Regions from separate parts of the Mus musculus genome. Here region 1 is linked to region 2. Evidence: chromatin loops called from intact Hi-C (ENCODE). Cell type or tissue: gastrocnemius. All regions are shown on one strand. Each heading gives the region's core, and the rest is flanking DNA. Links, peaks and the distances in the headings are about the cores only.

Region 1 (5,379 bases), core at 151-5,150, 300 kb after region 2:
CTGATCAAAGAGTTTGAACTGGAGTGTTGCTTGGTCTGGCAGGAAAGTGTAGGATGAGCTAGAAGGTGAAATACTGCTTTAAGTACAATGGTGGCTTTCCTATGCCATGCATTCTTTGAGTTCAGGGCCCATAGTATCCCATCTTCTCTGCACTCAAAATGAGCACTTTGTAGCGGCTGAAATATCCTACTTTGTCCCACATCTGGCACGGACCACCATTTATCTAAATTGCACCTGGAAAGTGCTGTGATCCAACTTGCCCTAATTCTTACCAGACCCCTTCTGTCTTATCTGGTGGTTCTCTGGGTCCCCAGCCTGCCCAGACCTGCTGTAAGCAGTCCTGAGCAATCTAAGCTGCATTAAAGCTGGTTTGTTGATGCCTTTTCTAATTCAGAATTTCTGCTTTGTGGTTTGTGTCCCCCTCCCAAGAGTCCTTCATCTAAGTGCTCACAGATAAAAAGTGTCAGTTACACGTGATGATCTATTTGATCTTAAAATGAAACGGACCTGGGTACGAGGGCACACCTTTAATCCCAGCGCTAGGGAGCAGATCTATAAATTTGAGGCTAGGGGGTATACATAATGAATTCCAAGACAACCAGAGCTATGCAGAGAGAACCTGTCTCAAAATCAGGAGAAAACAAAACAAAGGAATGGAATTCTGACACTTACTACAAAATTAAAAACACCCTGTGTGACATGAAATAGACCCAAGGGAACAAATATTATATAATTCTCTCCCTCTGTCTCTCTCTCTCTCTCTCTCTCCCTCTCTCTCTCCCTCCCCCTCTCTCTCTGTGTGTCTGTGTGTGTGTGTGGGATGTGTGTGGGTGCTCTTATCCAGCCCAAGCTGGCCTTGAACTCTCTGTAGCTGAAGACGATGCCATTGAATTCTTGATTCTCTTGCCTGTACCTCCTGAGTGTTAAGATTCCAGATTCCAGGGGTGTGCTGTCATGCCCAGACATTCTACTGTGTAACATGTCTAGAACCAAAAGTGTGATAGAAGGAGGTAAAACAGATGTTACCACAGGCTGACAGGCTGGTGGGAGGAGAGAAGGGGATTTTATTTCTGAGTACAGAGTTTCAAGTTGGAATAATGGGAAAGTTCTAGAAATGGATAGTATTATTGGCACAGAATGGTCCTCTTAAAATGGCCACAATGGTAAATTTTACATTATGTGTTTTTTACCATTAGTTAGGGGGTTGGTGGCGAAAATAAATGGTCTCTCTTCTAGATGATCACGGTTCACATGGCAGCTCACACCTGTCTGAGGTTCTGACAGCCTCTTGAACTCTATAGACATTTGCATGCATACCACACAGGGACATACATGACAACAAAATACCCTTACACTAGAATAAAAATAAGCTAATGTCTCTCTCTCTCTCTCTCTCTCTCTCTCTCTCTCTCTCTCTCCTTCCTTTGGAACAAACAAAGGAGTGGGAATAAAGGGCTGGAGAGATGGCCCAGTGGTTAAGGCCGCGTGCTGCTCTTGCAGAGGATCCAGGTTTGGTTCCCATCACCGACACGGCAGTTAGCAACTGTAACTCAGTACCAGGGAATCCAACATCCTCTTCTGACCTCCACAGGCCCGACATGTATGTGGTGCACAGATATATATGCAGGCGAAACACCAACACATATTGAAAGTTAGCTCTCCAAAGCACACACCCAAAAAAAGATCTTTTTGGACTGGAAAGATGGCTCAGTGGTTAAGAGCACTGACTATTCTTCTGAAAGTCCTGAGTTCAAATCCCTGCAAGCACAGGGTGGCTCACAACCACTGGTAATGAGAACGTACACTCTCTTCTGGTGTGTCTGAAGACAGCAACAGTGTACTTATCTATAATAATAAATACATCTTTGGGCCGGAGTGAGTGGGGGCTGACCAGAGCGCGTGGGGTTGGCCAGCAAGCAGAAGTCCTAAAATTTAATTCCCAACAACCACATGAAGGCCCACAACCATCTGTATAGCTACAGTGCACTCATATACAAGAAATAAATAAATAAATATTTTTAAGAAGAAAGAAAATATTTATTTTATTTATTTAATTTATGTATGTGACTCCACTGTCACTGTCTTCAGACACATCAGAAGAGGGCATCAGATCCCATTACAGATGGTTGTGACCCACCGTATGGTTGCTGGGAATTGACCCTCTGGAAAAGCAGTCAGTGGTCTTAACCCGCTGAGCCATCTCTCCAGCCCCCCTTTTGTTATTTAATTGTCAACAGGCCTTTAACCTAGAGGAAATCTCAGCTGGAGTTTTTATCCAATCTCCCTTGTCCAATCCAACAAAGCAGTCAAAATAGTCATAATTTTTATTTCTCTAGATTTTTTTCTCACAGTGCCTGAAGGGTGCAGACTATTTTCCAGTTACTTCAATAAAAAAGGTAAAATAAATGGAAACAAATATACAGAGAAAGGGAGAAAGCTGATGTCATGTGTCTGTGGGTATTAGGAGGGTTTGAGCCCAGAGCCTCAGGCATGCCAAGTAAGCTCCTCTCCCTGTAGGTATACCAGTATCCTTAGTCTCATGGCCGTCTTGAGTAAGTAGCTGAATCAGTAGACTGACCTTCCACCACTCTCAGAGAACCTCAAAGGATCGGGCCCCCTCAAGCCTTTACTGTGTGAACTCATACAACTCAACAAGTTCAAACATTTATTCATTAGACCCTGGGGCTCAGAGACCTGAGGATAAATAGCAGTGTCAAGGTCCCCTCAGTCCAAGACCCCAATCTTACTGTCTCATAGCGGCCTCCCCTTTGAATGGGATTTCTGATCTTTTGTGAGACTGTGACAACGTCCACATAACTGGAGTCCCTTTGGAGCTGGAGAGACAGATGGCCCAGTGAATTAGTGCTTGCTGCTCTTAGAGAAGACTGTGGTTGCATTCTGGCCCTGTTGATGAAGAGCTCCTAACCACCTGTAACACTAGCTGCAGGGGATCCCACACCTGCAGCCATGCACACATAAATAAATAAATAAATAAATAAATAAATAAATAAATAAATAAATAAATTTTTTTTTTTTTTTTTTTTTTTTTTTTGGTTTTTCGAGACAGGGTTTCTCTGTATAGCCCTGGCTGTCCTGGAGCTCACTTTGTAGACCAGGCTGGCCTCGAACTCAGAAATCCGCCTGCCTCTGCCTCCCGAGTGCTGGGATTAAAGGCGTGCGCCACCATGCCCGGCTAATAAATAAAATTTTATATTAGCAAAGGATTCCCTAGGGCTTTGTCTTTGACCACTAGTGAAGCTTCTAAGTCATGTGACTCAGGGCAAGCCAGGCCTTTTGGGATTGATGGCCCTCCCATTACAGCAGTTCTTGAGGCATTCATTCCTAAACCACAATTGAATCTTTATTTTGAGAGAACACAATGCCTTTCAACACTTGGCCACGGGCAGTAAGCTAAGGGAGAGGAGGGGCTCCCACCTCAGGACTAAGCCTTCCAAGGCACTGCCAGGCCTGACCAGACAGCTAAGAGCTTCTCTCTCAAGATCCTCTGTGCTTTCCCCTCCTGGACAGAAGCAGAAGGTGAGACTCCGAATCACAGCATGGAAGCTTTAGTAGAGCTGTGTCTCAAAAAGAACTAGAGGCCACATTATTTAAAAATGCAGGTGGGTCCATTGTCCAGACGTCTGCTTGTAATCATTCTGTAAGCTTAGGTTAATAACAGGAAAAAAAAATGTCCTTGAAAAATGGCAGATGCTCCACAATGGAATTGAAATGTGAATAGTTTAGAGGGTGATTGTATGCCACTAAGAAAATGGACGTGGAGATCAGCGGCAGGATGGAGGAACTGGAGCCATGAGGACGGGGTCCTAAGACCCAGATCAATAGTAAAATGTAACCATGCATGACCGGAAGGCAGTGATCAAAAATGCAGGTATGTTAGAAGAGATGCAACAGGACTCGGCGGAGTGTGCTACTTAGGCATTTGAGAAGTACAACACCGAAAAGGATATTTCGGCCCATACCAAGGAGGAGTTTGACAAAAAGCACAACCCCACCTGGCACTGCATGAAACCGAACACTTCATCCACTTCTACCTGGGTCAGGTGGCCATTCTTCTGTTCAAATCTGGTTAAAAGCATGGACTGTGCCAAATACCCAGAGATCCATCCAAAAACGGGGACTGCATCCTAAATTCCAAGTACCAGAGACTGAATCTTTAGCCTTGCTAAGAGAACACCTTGTTTGAATCCGTTGTGTTTTGTATGGGGCATCATTCTCTGTACGTGTCTGTGGTTAAAAAAGAATTCATAAAACAGCTTATTTACATTTGTAGTTATTTCTTGTCCATACTCTGAGCCCTTTTTTGCCCTTAGACCATTCCTTTAAAAATAAATCTGTTGAAGATATGGAAGAGGAGGAGGAGGAGGAGAAATGGAGGTGGGGAACCAGGGAGATGGCTTACCTGGTAGAGGCCTCATGCACAGGTCTAACGACCTGAGTTCAACCTCAGGATCTTCTAAGGTGGCAGGAAAGAACCGACTCCCTGTCCTCTGACCTCCACAACACCATAGCCATAGCTGTGTGTGCCATAGCACACAACACACATACGTGCACGTGCATTCAACCCTGTTTCAAAAATGACAAAAACCCCAAAGATGCCTTTTTTTTAAGCCTTGACTCTATTGATTTGCTTTTGTGTTCCAGGACGCTCTTTGCCCTAGCATGCTCTTTACATTCTGTGAATGTAAATACCACAGAGGACTTTTTGCATAGCAGAGACCTCAGATGGGATGGAGAGGCATGGCCTCTGAGAAGCCCCTTCCTGGCAAGGGCTTATGGAGGCATTGCTGTTTCAAGGAAAGAAGTTTCAAAGATCTTTCCATCACTATTAAGGAGCAGGACACCACCACTGGCCAGTGGGTGGAGGGACAGTATATCCAAGAGCTGGAAGGTCCCCACAGAGTGGACCTTCCTCAGTCAGACCTGAGATAATATGTAACAAGCAAGAACATTATAGTCAATTAAAATTTTTATTTTATTACTTTATGTGATTAAATATTTTGCCTGAATGTATGTATATGCATCATGCGCATGCCTGGCTCCTGTGGAGAGCAAAAGAGGGTATTGAATCCCCTGAAGTCAGAGTTATAGACAAGCCAAGACAAGATGCTGGGTCCTCTGTAAAGGGCAATCAGTGTCTCAGCCCCTGCGAAGCTCTCTAGTCCCGTTGTGGATGATTTTATATGCATAACTACCAGGGAGAGGATTGTGTGAAGTTTGAACATTAGTAATGGAAAAATTGTTCAGCTTTGGAACTAAAGGCTCATGAGCTCCGGGAATACAACCCGAAATTTCTCTACTGCGCCTGTCACCAAGGCACAAGAAATACAGAACCCTGTCCAGCTCAGAGGTGGGTCTCAT
Region 2 (5,379 bases), core at 214-5,213:
AATGTTGTAAAGGCCCAATGGATGAGAACCTCTGTCTCCCACCCTTTGCCAAAAAGAGCAGCGTGCCCTGGCTTGAGTTCCCTCCAGAGGCTGAGAGAGAAGGCAGAGCTGCACCTGCTTCAGAGATGGCTCCATCTTTATCACATCTGTGTCATTAGTCCCTGCTCATCTGTGCCATTAAGACAGGTCTGGGGTCCAACCAAGGCCTAGTGCCACATGCCCCTCCTCTCACCCTGAGGGAGCCCCCTTTGAAAACCTGAAGCCCAGCCTCTCTGCAAGGCTCTACCACAGTGGCACCCACGGTAGACGTGCTCTCTCTTATTTGCCAGTTCTGGGCTCCATCTGGACACTCCTTTCCTCACTGATGAGATAGGAGATATTCCAAAGCTGTCGCCCCTGGCCATTCCTGACTAAGTTTCCTCTGCCTCCCAGATGCTGAAAGGAGGCCCAGAGCATCCCCAAAGGTGCAGTTCCAAACTCTCCCTCCCGCCATTCCCACAGGTTCTGGTTTTCCCCAAAGATATAAGAGAATCTGTTCTCCTCCTGAGAACTACCGCAGGGAACTCTCAGCTGCAGCCTGGGGTTCCCAGAGCCTGGGATTTCCATCACCAAATCCTCCATCCCTGACTTCTCTTTCCGTCCAGAACATGTTTCAAGCCAAGCTGGTCCACTCTAGCCACTGTACTCCAAAATCCAGAGGAAGCAGCACAGGAAGAAATGAATAATAAAATTTTAAATATGTTTAAATCAAAATTTCTCTTCCCTCCCTGAAATGACCTGTCTGTTCTCAATCCCTGTTTGATATAATTGGCTCATATTTAAAAGTGAATAAAATCCCCATCCCTGGTTCTTGAAGGGTGTATATACTCTTGACTTTTCCCATTGCCATAGTTGCTAAGTCTTAAGTCTAGCTTGAGTGTTCTGCTGGGAGCTACATCTTACTTTTCTTCTGTAATACCTCACCACCATCACCATCATGGTCACTGCCAGCCATGGTTGTCAGAAGGAAAGGAGGCAAAATCCTATGTTCTCAGCCCTGACTGCTCAACACCACTGGGCTATTTAGCAGGACCAGGTACAGGCTGGCCTGGAGGGGACATCACATGCAGCCTCAGAGGCTCAACCAGCCTTGCCATTCAGGTACCTCCAGCTGCTCCCTCCTTTAACAAACATCCCCCTATTAATTTGGCCTTCATATTCAAGTGTGGCATATTCAGTGTGGGACTGAATCCTGGAGAGAAACCATGTCCACACCTCTAACATTTCGCAGATGATACAGCCAATCTGTAATAGAACTTGAGTCAGATCCAGAGCTGCTGAGCTCCAACCCAGATTCTCAATCACCATGTTGTCTTGAAGGTTCTTAGCCTGACCAATTCCCATAGCCATCACAACTGACAGATACATCGCATGTGGGATAGAAACGCTGACTTATTTTATGGCAAGAAAAGCTCAAAGTGACAAAAATTGTAAGGAAACAGTAAGAACCGCTTAGCTCTTAGTAAATGATGTGCATAAAGACATGTATGCACACACAGGCATGCATACACACACACACACAGCTACAGTTCTTTTTAATGATAATAAACCATGGAACTATAAGATACTCCATTGTTAAAACAGTACCATAGAAGAGGGGAAATTGATAAAGTTAATAATCTACTATAAAACTCGACATAATGGTGCACACCTTTAATCCCAGCTCTTGGGAAGCAGAAACAAGTGGATCTCTGTGAGTTCGAGGTTTGGTCTACATAGTGAGTTTCAGGACAGCCAAAGTCTAGGGCTATAGAGAGAGACCCTGTCTTAAACAAAACAAAAACAAAAATCTACCGTAAAAATACTTCAATAGCTAAGCCAGAAAATAATTTTATAGTATGCATACATGCACAAATCACCTAAAATGTCTTTAAAAGTTACAGTCTGAGGAAGTTCCAGAAGTAGTTCAGGATGTCCAACAAAGAATGTAAGACATATGATATAGGAACCATGAGCTCCAGGAGCAAAGAGGAATAGAGAACTATCTCAGTTGGAATATTGACCATCATTAAGTCCAGGGGAAGAAATGACCAGGACATAGCCCAGGCATCATCCAGAAACCCAGTAGAGAACATATTTGGAGAGGCAAAAGCCAAACAAGTTGGGCGTATGGGGAGATCCAGAAGTCCAGGCCTAGGGGCCGCACGTACGTGGCCGGATGGTCTGAGACGAGTAGACACAGTAGCCCAGAAAGAAGTGCCTGCAGAAAGGCTTTGGTTGACAGTGAGGACTAAGGTTAGCATGGGGCTGGCCAACAGACGGAAGAAAGAGTTTTAGTCATTTACAGCACTGCCAGATCGGTTATAACTATCTCAACTAGTTTGTCCAAATGTATTTTGAGATCTGGGTGGGCAGGTGGTTAACCCAGGATAAGCCATAAGGGGACATGCAGGAAGAAGGAAGAAGAAGAGGAGGAGGAAGAGAAGGAAGAAGAGGAAGAGGAAAATGGGAGAAGGAGGAGGAGAAGGAATAGGAGAAAAAGGAGGAGAAGAAGAGGAGGAGGAGGGGGAGGAGGGGGGGAGGAAGAGGAACAAAAGCAGCAGCAGCAACAACAACAACCACCACCTTGGTGCACAGTGTTTTGGACGGGCATACAGGCAAGAACCAGGAATCCTGGATCACACTTGCTAAGGTTACAATCAGACCCCACAACTTGCTCTGGTCTCTGGTTGCTCATTTCCTAATGAGGAATTCCTTCCCAAGAAACAGTAAACACCTGGTACCCACCAGCTGTGATGCACAATGGCTTCCTTGTGGTTTCTGCCTGAACTAGAAGTGTACTTCAGCTGGGCAGGAGGACTCTCTTGAGAGCCTGCCATCTGCTAAGCAAGTTGGTGGTTTCCTTTTCTAACTCCTAGCCGTTGCTGCTCTCTAGTGGCCAACAGTGCCTGCCAAGTCGGTCCAAATAGTAAGGACAGGAGGGGAAGGTGGAGCTGCACTTTATAGGCACAGAGACTAGGGAGCAGTAGCCAAGGGTATCTAGAGGGTGTGTGACTGTACATGCAGAATGGAGCAGGAGGGGAGATGGGGTGATCAGAAAGGGTCATCTTGTGAGCCACAGCTGAACATCTGAGGCTTGATCGTAGTCTGCACCGTGAAAACAATCACTTCCGGTCTTTGGCCTGCTTTCCTCCGATGTTCAGCTCTCTAGTGTCCTATGACAGCAGACCTTTTGCAGGGCTGCCTGGAGGCATTCAGAGAAACTCACAGCTTTTGTCCTTCTCTTTAATCTCATGTTTCCCCCAGCCATGTCTGCTGCCTCCTCCGAAGGTCAGCTGGAGTTCTCTTTCTGATGATGCAGGAAATTGCCTCCCATGGGCACAATTAGAGTCATGGTGTAGACAGCCTTGGTCAAACTCAAGACTTACTGGGATGGCCTCTCTCTTGGTGGGATTGTCGCCTCCATGGGTAAAGACCTGCTTAGCCCTCCTGGGCATATCTCTGTTGATAACTTGTGTGGGCTCTCCAGAGGCAAAGAAGTGGGAAAGAAATGAAGAGTAGCTGCCACTACCCTTAACACTCTACTAAATTCAACATCAACTCTCTGTTCTCTGAAGCCTGGGGAGGGGCAGAGATAAAGAACAGACAGTGGGTGCATAGAAAAATAATACATTTTTTAAAGATAGAGAATAAATCAGGGAGTGGTGTCACATGCCTTTAATTCCAGCACTAGGGAGGCAGAGGCAGGTGGATTTCTGAGTTTGAGGCCAGCCTGGTCTACAGAGTGAGTTCGGGGGCAGCCAGGGATACACAGAAAGAAACCCCGTGTCAAAAAACAAACAAAAAATGTTTTTATTGAACACTTGTGGCTGAAGGACATAGGACATGTGAGACTGCCGCTTTGAAGATGCCTGTAGAAAGCTCTATTCTGGTCAGGAGCAGGATTCCTCCTTGGAATTTTGGAGGAGTTTGCCATTCTCTTTGTTTCACTGTAGCTTTTGAAATCTGCTGTTGCCAAGGACTGTTACTGTTGTGTCTCACCTGACTCCTCCTCCTCTGCCCTCAGAGGGCTTCAGGGTGGCCTTTTGTAAAATATTTCCTAGTGCCATGCTCCAGGATGGGGTTTTAATTCTTCCTATCAGCCTCTTGAAACATCGGGTCAAGAACCACACTGTAGTGTGTCCTGCTCATATGTATCTACCTGTTTTAGCCTCTGTTAGGCTTCTCTGAAGCTGAGGATACGTGTGCATGCATGAGGTACACCAGATGTTGGTACAAGGAGCAGGACTGTTGTCTGTCAGGTGTCATCGTGATGTGCTTTGGTGGAGAGACTCTCAATGTCAGTATTCAAGTGTCTCTAAGTCCTCTGGCTTCTTCAGTAAACAATGGTCAAATCTATCCAAATGTTTCTATTGTCAGATCTATCCAAATGTTTCTGTTTGGCTGCCAGTGCTCTGGGGGCTGGAGGAACACAGTGGTGGCCACTTTCCTACTTCTGTATGTAGACCTGCATTGAATTTCAACTTTCCAGAGCAGGATGGACAAGATAGAGGGCAGGTTTAAGGGTCTCTACAGACTTTTAACCCATCCACCTGCCTTACCTCCACGTATACACATATCCACATATATGCATGTGCACACATATACATAGACACAGTATATGCTGCCTGGTGCTTCTACTTCCTAAGCCTGTCAGGGGGCTATGCAAAGCTAACTGATTGGCAGGCACCTTATCTCCTCTCTCTGTTCTACTAAGTCATATGGTTCTGTTATGTCTACTGTCTGTCATTCAGAAAGTAAAGCATAATGAAAACAGGTTGGCCTCTCCTGTACATGTCCACCTACATGATCTCCTATTCTCTTTGTTCTTAAAGGTTACAACTCACCCTTAAGTAATTTTTGTCAAGTTTACAGTTTAGTAGAATTATAGACAAACCAAAAAAGGTGAGATGATTTAAAAGGGGAAGGGTCCTAGGGCAAACGGACTATAGGGCCTAGGACACAGTAGTGGAAACAGACAGGCAGCCAGTGGGAGCACTCCGTGTTGCAGCCAGTAGGAGCACTCAGCATTGCAGCCAGTGGGCGCACTCAACATTGCAGCCCAGTAGGAACACTCAGTGTTGCAGCCAGTGGGAGCACTCAGCATTGCAGCCAGTGGGAGCACTGCGTTTTGCAGTCAGTGGGAGCACTCCATGTTGCAGTCACTCTGCTTTCCTACACATCCGGCATCAATTCATGAGACACAGTCACAGGCGTGCTCAGTAGGCATTCATTGAGTATACACTACATGCCAGGCATCACTCTAGACTCAGAGGATGGACAAATTTAAGCACAGATGACTTCTACTCAACTTGATCTTTTATTGTGATGCAGATGTAGGTGGCAAACGATATAACACAT

Evidence for each region. A loop is a pair of places that touch in the nucleus more often than their neighbours do. Peaks named below come from ENCODE experiments on the same cell type or tissue, not always from the same donor. Only the 100,000 strongest peaks of a DNase experiment are listed, where the experiment ranks them.
Region 1: a loop joins it to region 2, with 28 times the contacts of the local background. A loop is called at or near these places in 32 of 42 quality-filtered maps.

The regions. Positions count from the first base shown.
Region 1 is chr16:33,822,757-33,828,135 of GRCm38, reverse strand. It overlaps the pseudogene Gm34967. Among named protein-coding and RNA genes, the nearest start is that of Itgb5, 4.2 kb to the left of the region's middle. In gastrocnemius, for the core only: no CTCF peak of the experiment used is centred there; no DNase peak of the experiment used is centred there.
Region 2 is chr16:34,123,269-34,128,647 of GRCm38, reverse strand. The region is part of intron 33 of Kalrn (kalirin, RhoGEF kinase); the gene reads left to right. All of the region lies in intron 1 of Gm41448 (a long non-coding RNA gene), which reads right to left. Among named protein-coding and RNA genes, the nearest start is that of Gm41448, 5.9 kb to the right of the region's middle. In gastrocnemius, for the core only: a CTCF peak has its summit at 2,930 (motif pointing left); a DNase peak (open chromatin) is centred at 2,899; H3K4me3 peaks cover 292 bases; H3K27ac peaks cover 600 bases.